Regions from separate parts of the Homo sapiens genome. Here region 1 is linked to region 2. The links are chromatin loops, found by intact Hi-C in ENCODE. Cell type or tissue: GM12878. All regions are shown on one strand. Links, peaks and the distances in the headings refer to the core of each region. The heading gives the core; the rest is flanking DNA.

Region 1 (5,372 bases), core at 299-5,298, 56 kb before region 2:
GTGGACTTGGATTAGTTGTGAATGTATATTGCAAACTCTAGGGTGACTACTAAAAAAAGTTTTTTAAAAAGTACACTTGATATGTTCAGAAGGACAGAGCATGGAAATGTTATTAAAACCACAGAAGGCAGCTGGGCACGGTGGCTCACACCTGTAATCCTAGCACTTTGGGAGGCCGAGGCGGGCAGATCACTTGAGGTCAGGAGTTCAAGACCAGCCTGGCCAACATGGTGAAACCCCGTCTCTACTAAAAATACAAAAATTAGCCAGGAGTGGTGGTGCACACCGGTAGTCGCAGCTACTTGGGAGGCTGAGGCAGGAGGATCGCTTGAATCTGGGATGTGGAGGTTGCAGTGAGCTGAGATCTCACCACTGCACTCCAGCCTGTGTGACAGAGCCAGACATTGCCTCAAAAATAAAAAAAAAAAAAAAGAAAGCAGAAAAGGAGTAGAAGACAAAAATAGAAACAAAGATTAAGGGTCACAAACAGAAAATAGTAACAAATACTATAGATATTAATCCACCTCTATCAATAATCACTTTAAATGTCAACGGTCTAAATACACCAATAAAAGAGACTGTTGGGGTGGATCAAAAAACAAGGCACAACTTGTGTTATTTGTTTCTGTGCTACAAGAAAGCACTGCATTTCAAGACTCGCATGCACAAAGCCAGCCAACTTCTACACATTCATAGTCAATTAAGGGAAATGCAAGCAGCAATTAATTCCCAGCCACTGTTCATCTCTTGGTGTTGACACAATCTCTAAACTACAACCAAAAAAGCAAGCCTTATTTTTTTTAATTAAAAAAAGATCTTTGTAATAAATTCAATCAGATAAAAATGTCATTATAAAAATGATACTCAAGGAGCTCATAATGAAATAATATGGCCCAACAGAACACCAAAAAAACCTCATAATGACAAATCTGAATGAAAATCACAAAGACAATGCCCATGCCAGCCAGAATTTTAAAGTTAGCTAAGCTCCTGAATATTCTATAGGCAGACCTCCGCTCCTGCTCAGTGCCAAGGTACCTCCATTGATAATGGGGATGGTGACTTCGAGCACAAGCTCTTTGAAAGCCTTAGAAGACGTACAACCATAAACATTTTGTTTCCATATGAAAAAGGTTAGAACAAGTACTCCGTATTATTTATACTTTCAGAGGGAGGGAAGGAGAGCAATAGAGAGACAGAGCCCATGTTAAACTCAATTCCTTAAAAAGCAAATGAACAAGAGTTCTCAAAGAAATTAATCCTTCCCAGCCTGACGCAAGCAGATTCATTCATCTCCCCTCTGCAACTCTGTTCCTTCTGTGGGTCTAGTTTCTAGCCATGATGTTAATGCCTGATAGTGGGTGGTGGGCAGGGGGCGCATGGAGGGAGAATCATTGTTTTACCAAGTTTCTTGCAAAGCTAATTTTGCCCTGGGACCATGCTTCCCAACAACAATGTGTCCTCCTGGCCTTGGCACCCCAGCAAGTGTGTTCCCCACGGTGTCCTTGGCAAATCTGCCACACAGTTCCTGACATTTCCCAGATTCCCTTGCAGGAGGTAGGGGTCATATGACTAGACCTGACCTGTGTCACTTCTGGGCTAAAGCTCTTAAAAGCTCACATCACTCTTCTCTCTCTTCTTGGCTGCAGGGACCTTTGAAGCCATGCATTGAGATGGTTGGATGACCAGACGGAGGGGGCTGGATCCCTGAATCACCCACTGGAGTGGGCCTGCACTAGAGCATGTGTGAATTAGAATGGACTGATATGGTTAGGCTTTGTGTGCCCACCCAAATCTCATCTTAAATTGTAATCCCCCTGATCCCCAGGTCGAGGGAGATGCCTGGAGGAAGGTGACTGGATCACAGGGGCAGTTCCCCCATGCTGTTCTCATGATAGTGAATGAGTTCTCACAAGATCTGATGGTTTTATAAGTGTTTGACAGTTCCTCCTTCACATACTCGCTGTCTCCCGCCTGCCGCCATGTAAGACATGCCCTTTCCCCTTCCACCATGATTGTAAGTTTCCTGAGGCCTCCCCAGCCATGTGGAACTGTGAGTCATTAAACCGCTTTTCTTTATAAATGACCCAGTCTCAGGTAGTATCTTTATAGCAATGTGAGAACAGACTAATATACAGACCTTTTGGGGTTTCTTTGTTACTGCAGCCTTGCCTCATCAAACCTGACTGATGCTCTCTTCTTGAAATGCCCCTCCCCGTCTTTTCCACCTGTTCATCTTCTTTAAAATTCAGCTTGGGCATCACCTCCTCTGGGATGCTTTAGCTGGCACCACTTCCCACCCCTAGGCTGGGTCAAGGGCTTCCTCTGCATACCAATAGTTCCTCAAGCTTCCCTGTCTCACAGCTCTGATCACGCTGTGCTGGTGTTGCCCATCCCCGCCACCAGACTCGGTGCCCATGACAGCCAGGCCTGTTGCCTCAACCTCCCAAGAGCCTGGCTCGGTGTCTGCCAGAATCAAAGCAGCTCTTGAGTGCCTGTGAAATGGACTCAATCTGTCCACACGATGGTGCCACAATGCCCTCTTTCACACATGCAAATACTGCACCAGGCCTGGGGAGGCAGAGATGAGCCACATCCTCTCTCCCCCACCAGAGCCTCAAGCCTAGCATGGGAGGGTGGCGCATGCATAAATAAAGACAGCCCAAAACACGCAGTGTAGATGCAGATAAACCACGGTGGATGCCCAGAGGCAAGAGAAGTGTCTTCTAGCTGGGGACTCCACACACAAGACAGCGTCTGGGCTCCCTGGCAGGCCCTGGACATGTAGAGATGGCAGGTGTAGGGCTCGTGTATCTCTGGTCTGGTATCGTTGGGGCAGAGCTGCTCAGTCTCCATGGGGGCCACTCCTCCCCATCCTCTCCCATTCTCAAGCCATGGTATATGGGCTGACTCGTGTCCCTCCAAAATTCTTATGTTGAATCCCCAACCCCCAGCACCTCAGGACTTCATGTTTGGAGACAAGGTCTTTATGGAGGTAAGTTAGGTAAAATGGGGCTGTGGATTAGGGTGGGACCTAATCCAAGATGACGGATGTCCTAACAATACGAGGAAAATAGGACACAGACACATAGAAGGAAGACCATGTGAGGACATGGGGAGAAGACGGCCGTCTACAAGCCAAGGAGAGAGGCTTCGGAAGAAACCAACCCTGGTGGCAGCTTGATCTCGGACTTCCAGTCTCCAGAATTGGGAGCAAATGTCTGTGGTGTGAGCCGCCCAGTCTGTGGAGTCCATCATGGCAGCCCCTGAAGACTGATACAGAGATGCTCCTTGAGCTGCCCGACCCCACTCCACGGACGGGGATTTCCCAGGTCCAGCCTGGCCTAGCCTTGATAAAAAAGCCATCGCATACACAGCATTTTGCAGATTAAAATAATCTAGTTCCCTGCATACCACTGCATCAACCATACCACCCCCGCTGAGAAGTTGCTTCTTGCCCCATGTTACCTATGACAAACCAGAGGCTCTGAGAGCCACAGCCAGCCTGGACTTGAACCCAAGCCTTCTAAGGCCCATCCCACTGGTTCTTCCCCTAAACCACACTGCCCAGCACAATGCTGGCTCACACAGAACTTCTTACTAACAGTTTCAGATAGCCACCTAACACCTTGGCAGAGGCTGGTGTCAGAGGACTTAAGAAATGGTGGGGGGAGAGGTGGGGGGGGACAGCAAAAATAAGGAGTGAATGAAGTGTCCCTTCAACATGGACCGAGGCTGGGCACAGTGGCTCACACCTGTAATCCCAGCACTTTGAGAGGCCAAGGTGGGTGGATCACTTGAGGTCAGGAGTTCAAGATCAGCCTGGCGAACAGGGTGAAACCCCATCTCTACTAAAGATACAAAAATTGGCCGGGCATGGTGGTGGGTTCCTGTATTCCCAGCTGCTGGGGAGGCTGAGGCAGGAGAATCACTTGAACCCAGGAAATGGAGGTTGCAGTGAGCCGAGATCACACCACTGCACTCCAGCCTGGCCAACAGAGTGAGACTCAAAGTAAATAAATAAATACATAAATAACATGTACCAAAGTGCTTGACGTCTAAATGCAGGCATCTGTGAATCCATATTTCAGTCTGCTTGAACCCAAAAGACCATGGGAATATTTAAGTACTTCTGACAAATCAGTACCCTAGTGATAATATCTCCCACTGGGAGCAGGAATGAAGGAAGCAAAGCCACGACGTTGAGGGACCTGCTGGAAGGAACTCGGTATCAGTCCAGAGTGATCTATTTAATCTCTCAAGGTCCCAAGAGGGAGGCCTCGCTTCCCATATTTTGTATCTGAGACAATTTGGGCACTGAGCGACTAAGTTCCTGTCCACGGTCACACAACCAAGGATGGCTCGTGTCACCTGCACCTTGCTCGACTATCCTTTTCTTGCCTACTTTTCTGATTTTTCATGGTGATTAGCACCCAGTCAGGAGCCACACTAAAGAATCTGGAATTCCAAGAAATGGCCTGCCCAGGAAAAATAAATAAATAACAAGAACTTCCTCCCTGTCCAGTCCAGCCAGCTGACCACAACCCACATCGTGGGGGTCCTGACTACACAGAAAGCCCTCGAGAACCACTGGCAGAAAGCAAAAAGCTAGTTACCAGCAGCGGCACTACCCATCACATAACAGGCATTTAGACACAGTTGCGTTGAAGTTTGGCAAGCGCATGGGATTCCACTGACCATGCCATTGTACAGATGAGGAAACTGAGGCTCAGGGAGGTGGCATGGGGAGCCAGGATTCCACCAGGCCCCTGGGACTCTGCAGCCTATTCCCTCCAGTCCTCCTCTGCACCAGTAATCAAACTCCTACACGGTGTCCCCTCCGATGTGCCCCCACCGAGGGAATAATCACTCTTCCTCCTCAACACCCCCTCCCTATTTTCATGGTAAGGTGCTGCATGCTCCCTTGCCTTGCAGAGCCTCCCCCATAGGGCTTGGAATCGAGCCACATGCAGCTCTGCCTCCTCCACCTGACAGGACATGTGCTATGCCAGGTCCTGGCTTCCCCGTGCCAGCAGCCGGGCTCACCAGGGCCCACTGAGCCACAGCAGCCACAGTGGCTGCAAGACGGCACGCGCTGGCATTTTCCTAACAGACGGATCAGCTTTAGACGGCACTGTTCCCGTACCTTCGCTGGGAGTCAGGAAATTCACGGCTCTGGCCCATGGAACCTTAATCACGTCACACCTGATACAGTTCCTGAAAAGTCGTCTCACACCCTGGGTGACAGCAGACGTGCTAAGTAGGAACCCCCTTCAAGTCCTTTGCTCAGGGAAATCAGGAGCTGTGATTTGGTTGAACGTTCCAGATGGCCTCACTCGAGAGACGCTCTTTTTCAGCCAATCCACACTCTC
Region 2 (5,372 bases), core at 271-5,270:
GGGAGGGATGGTCAGGATTCAGAACAGAATCCGCAATGATGGCGTTTTCAAGTGCTGTGGCACTGTTCTCACAGACACCTGCACAGGAGGTTCTGATAAGGAGAGGTCCTTTCTCCACTTCCAACAATAAACAGATAAGACACCACCCCAAAATGTTCAGCCCACATCCCTACCTAAGAGTGACTTAATACACCCCAAACCTCCTTGCCACTTGACCTCTTAGCATACCCCCAAAGCCCTCTGCTCACTCACAATGATGAAGGGAAGCTACAACCCAGGAGCAAATGAATCGTGAAATTCCAAATTAGCAACTTATTAATCTGGGGCACCTGAGGTTTGGGGCACCTGCATCCCTCCCCCATCTTCTGGCTAGAGCACCCCAATTTTTAATATCCTATCCAGCAATAAGACTTGTTTGTGTCTTCAGTCTGAAGTGTCTTGCATTTGTCCCTATAGAAAAATCCGGGGCTCTGCAATACACAGGCTCTCACAGACTTGGTTCATCCTGGGTGCCTATGGTACTTCCTGGGAGAGATAGATCATGTCAGGAAAGCACCCATCTGCCCAGTGGTTTAAATAGATTAGGCACAATGTGGGGGCATCCAGGCCCTTTTTCAAAATAAGATATCTGGTTTGCAAAAAGAACCTCGTCAAGCCCTGAGCCTGGAAGGCTCCAAGACTTGCTGAGGAAATCCAATTACTGCCGGGCATAATGAGCTCACTCACCCAGCGCCCTGGTCCAACAAAGCAGTCCTGCCAACATCCAGAAAGAAGGTTTGTCTTCCACAGTGCATTCGGAGGGTATGGCTTGGGAGAAAGAGAAAAACCAGGCTAATGGAATAAGAAATGTGACCTTCCGGGACCACAGGAATGCAGTTTGTTTCTGAAGAACAGCATTCTAACATTTTTCTGCTGCCTTAAACTAAAAGCAGGCTGCACCGTAAGGTAGCGAAATGCCAGTCTGAAGAGGGAAAGGGAAACTTTGAGTTTTACAGAACCTTCGCAAATCTCATCTCTGGACTGATACAACAATCAGGGGTATTCCCACCCCAAGCATTATAGTATCTGAGGCTCAGACAATTGACTGTCACTAGAGGTGGCTTCTGCAGAGAACAGAGTGAATTTTTTTTCAGCGCAGAGTGGACCTGATGCAAGCAATGGCGAGAACATACTGTGATCCTGCTAAGGTCCCTCCCAACACTGACATTATGGGAATCTGAGACCAAAAGCCAAAAATCTATTAACCACCTACTGTGCACATTGCCCTGGCCAGGCTGTGGGAGTCCCAGTGTGAATCAGAAAGCATTCCTACCCTCACAGAGCCCTCTGTCTAATGGAGGAGTCAGACAAGTCACTGGCAGCTGCAATACACAGTGGCTAGGGCAGAGGGTGGCGTAGGGCAGTGAGGGCCCTGGGGTTATGCCTGGCCCTACCTGGCCCAGCCTGGGGATGGAGTTTTCTGAAGGAAGGCGCATGATGGATCTTAAGCACAAGTGGATGGGGTGGGGGAGGCGAACAGGCAGATCTATCAAAGGGAACAGCATGTGCAAAGGCCTGGCTCAGTCGAGAGCAGCCGGGGGACTGTGTAGCTAGACACAGGCTCTGCTGCAGGCGTGGCAGGAGAGGGAGGCAGCGTGGGCCATGCCACACTGGCAAAATCAGAGGAGAGAAGAAAGCCCCATTAGTCCATTCCCCTGCCCCTGGGCCTGTCTGAATCTAGCCCCAATGACTTCATTCACTCAATCCTCCTTTGTAGAGGAAGTCAGCGGGTGTCTCCCCACTCCTGGGGCCCAAGAAGGATGGAGAAGTGGCACCCGAGGAGCAGTTCTCAGGAGAGGGCTATGGTTCATGGGGGAAATGATGGGAGCTGAATTGGGAGCAGGCCATGGGGGGGGCTGCAATGCCAGGCTAAATTTACAACATGACGTTACAGGCTGCATATAGATCATAAGATGGTTACTATAGTGAAGCAGATTAACATATCTCTATCTAACATAGTTACACATGTTTTGTTGCAAGAGCAGCTAAAATCTACTTATTCAACAAAAACCCCCAATAAATGCAATTGTATTAACAAAGTCCCCATATTGCACTTTTCCTCTCTAGACTTGCTCATCCTACACTCTTTCCATAAGTGAACAGCACCCTTAGGAGCAGCCAGAGGTAGGCTGAACCCGCCACTGCCATTTCCACCTGTGCAAGCTCAGATAAGTCACTCACTCCCCAGCAATGAGGTGGTGGAGGTCCAAGGAGAGGCCTGGGGAGGAAGGTCTGCTGAGCACACCCCGCCTCCCACCCCCAACCCCAGCAGGCGGCACGATGCCAGGCACCTGAGGGCAGGTGTGCACAAGGAAAATAAGGATGACAGTGTTAGCTGACGCCTGCAAATCTCAGGACAAAGTTGCCCCCCGGCATCTCTCCATGTGGAACAAGCACACACACCCAGTGACAGGGATGGGGTGATACCCCAGGACGCCAGAGCTCCCAGGGTGATGTGACATGTCTCCCTTGTGGCTCCTGGCTGGGTTGGGAACTCGGCCCATAGTCCCCTCCTGGGTCTGACAGAAAGCAGTGGAGATGGGGTCCAGAGCAGAGAGGTTGCATCAAACAAGAGCACAGGCGGCCTGCACCACATCCTGAGAGTCAACTGCCCTCGGCAATCAGAGCTGGTGTGGGGCAGTTCCAGGATGGGGACAAACAGCAGCTTTGCCCATACTGGGGGATGCAGGGAGTGCAGAAAATGAACGTGAGGTTGGAAACTCTTCAATCCTGGTGCAATTAATATTGCAAAAGACTTACACAGGCTAGAGCCACTGAGTGGCCAAGAGGCAATAGAGTGGCCCGACACTCTTGGGCCACGCCAAAGTCATGGGCGTGGATGCCAGTGAGTGAGACCCCAGTGTGTGTCAGGCTCCAGACTCCAGACAGCTCTACCCCTGCGCTCCTCACCAGGCCTTCCCGAGGGCTCACAGCCAGAGACACAGCTCCCACCGCCAGTGTGACTGTCCCCTGCATGTCCCTCCTGAGGCCCTCAGAGAACTCATCACGGGCCTTAGTGGCTGGGTCAGCCTCTGTATTTCACCTGTGGAGGCTATGGGTCTCCCCTCCCCCAGAACGTAAGCTGCTGTGGGCAAAGACCTTGCCACCCCTTGTCCTCATGGGGACCCAGATCCTCGCAGCGCACAAGGTGGCCCTCAAAGGTGCACTGTCATTGTTTGTCATCAGGCTGAGCTTCTTGTTTACAGAGGAGGAAACTGAAGCACAAAAACCATTTCATTAACTTGCCTGAGGTCACAGACCTCATAGAAGGCAGAGCTGGAGGGTAAGCCCCATAGACCTGAGCCTGGACCCTGCTGCCCTCTGGAGCTTACAGCTACAGCAGCAAGGCCCAGTGGAATACAACATGCACGCCACGTGTAATTTCACAGTTTCACTAGCCACATTTTAAAAGGTAAAAAGAAGATGAAATTAATAATACATTTCATTTAGCCCAATATATACAAAATAGCATTATTTTGAAGTAAAATTCATGTGAAAATTATTACTAAGATATTTTACATTCCGTTTTTTTCATACGTCTTCAAGCCCAGGAGTGCATTTTATTTATTTATTTATTTATTTATTTATTTATTTTGAGATGGAGTTTCGCTCTTGTCACCCAGGCTGGAGTGCAATGGCCCAATCTTGGCTCATTACAACCTCCGCCTCCCGGGTTTGAGCTATTCTCCTGCCTCAGCCTCCCGAGTAGTTGGGATTACAGGCGTGTGCCACCATGCCCAGCTAATTTTTGTATTTTCAGTAGAGATGGGGTTTCACCATGTTGGCCAGGCTGGTCTTGAACTCCTGACCTCAGGTGATCCACCCTCCTCAGCCTCCCAAAGTGCTGGGATTACAGGCGTGAGCCACCGCGCCTGGCCAGGGTGTATTTTTCACTCACAGTCCATCTCAGTCCACAGGAGCCGCATTGCAGTGCTCAATAGCCCCTACCGGCGAGTGGCTACTGGAATGGGACAGCTCAGCTCCAGGAGGTCCCCTGGTGGCCTCAGGACAAGTGTATGAGTCACCTGGCATTAGGAAACTCATTCACAATCACAATGACCATGACTTCCACAAGTAACACCAGCAGCAGCACCGGCTGACAAACACCCACTGCACGCAGACGCCACTGAGCCTGTTTTGGTTTTGGTCTACATCCAAAACCAACCCCAAGAGATAGGGACATTCTCTTTATTTCACAAAAGAAGGAAGTGAAGCTCAGAAAGATGAAGGAACGAGCACTCGATCACAGAGCTAGCAGGGTGGAGTTCGGAAATTAAGTCAATAGCAGTGATTACTTATTGCACACCTGCTCTGTGCCAATGCCCAAGGCTGACAGAGGAGGAGAAACCCCACAGGCAGGGTTCCTGCCCTCATAGTGCTTGATTCTAGCTTCTGGGGAGGGGAAATGAGAATAAAATCATTTCAGATCATGATGATTCTCAAAAGCAAACAGGGTACTGATGGGAACCAGGGGCACAGCCGCTATCTGGGACAGTCAAAGACCTCCCCAAGGAGGAGAAATTTAGGCTGAGACATTGTGATGGTTAATATTGAGTGTCAACTTGATTGGTGAAGGATGCAAAGTATTGTTCCTGGGTGTGTCTGTGAGGGTGTTCCCAAAAGAGATTAACAATTGAGTCAGTGGACTGGGAGAGGCAGACCCACCCTCAGTGTGGGTGGGCACCATCTAATCGGCTGCCAGCGTGGCTAGAATAAAGCAGGCAGGAGAAGATGGAAGAGCAAACTTGCTGAGTCTTCTGGCCCCATCTTTCTCCCATGCTGGATGCTTCCTGCCCTCGGACATCAGACTGCAAGTTCTTCAGCTTTTGGACTCTTGGACCTACACCAGTGGTTTGCCAGGGGCTCTAAGGCCTTTGGCCACAGGCTGAAGGCTGTGCTGTTGGATTCTGTACTTTTGAGGTTTTGGGATTCAGACTGATCCGCCACTGGTTTCTTTGCTCCTCAACTTGCAGACAGCCCATCGTGAGACTTTACCTTGTGATCGGTGAGTCAATTCTCCTTAATAAACTCCTTTTCATATACACATATATCCGATTAGTTCTGTCTCTCTAGAGAACCCTGACTAATACAGACGTGAGGGATGAAAAGAAGCCAGTCTGGGCCAGGGTAGGGATGAACATTCCAGGCAGCAAGCAGCTCACACAAGCGCTCTGAGCAGCAAGAATCCAGCATGTTTCTGCAACCGAAAGAAAGGCAGCCAGGGCTCCCTGCGCTGTGCCAGCTGCCTCTCTGGGGCACTCGGCTGGCTCCCGCATCGTCCCTCCTGCCTCGGGGTGCTCCCATGCTCTTGCTTGGAAAATGAGGAGCCGACA

What was found. Peaks named below come from ENCODE experiments on the same cell type or tissue, not always from the same donor. Only the 100,000 strongest peaks of a DNase experiment are listed, where the experiment ranks them.
Region 1: a loop joins it to region 2, with 7 times the contacts of the local background. A loop is called at or near these places in 3 of 110 quality-filtered maps.

The regions. Positions count from the first base shown.
Region 1 is chr4:6,132,231-6,137,602 of GRCh38, forward strand. The region is part of intron 1 of JAKMIP1 (janus kinase and microtubule interacting protein 1); the gene reads right to left. Among named protein-coding and RNA genes, the nearest start is that of JAKMIP1, 66 kb to the right of the region's middle. RefSeq lists enhancers at 2,365-2,414, 2,695-2,884. In GM12878, for the core only: a CTCF peak has its summit at 2,532; a DNase peak (open chromatin) is centred at 2,561.
Region 2 is chr4:6,188,316-6,193,687 of GRCh38, forward strand. The region is part of intron 1 of JAKMIP1 (janus kinase and microtubule interacting protein 1); the gene reads right to left. Among named protein-coding and RNA genes, the nearest start is that of JAKMIP1, 9.5 kb to the right of the region's middle. RefSeq lists an enhancer at 2,875-3,495. In GM12878, for the core only: CTCF peaks have their summits at 3,359 (motif pointing left) and 4,045; no DNase peak of the experiment used is centred there; H3K27ac peaks cover 900 bases.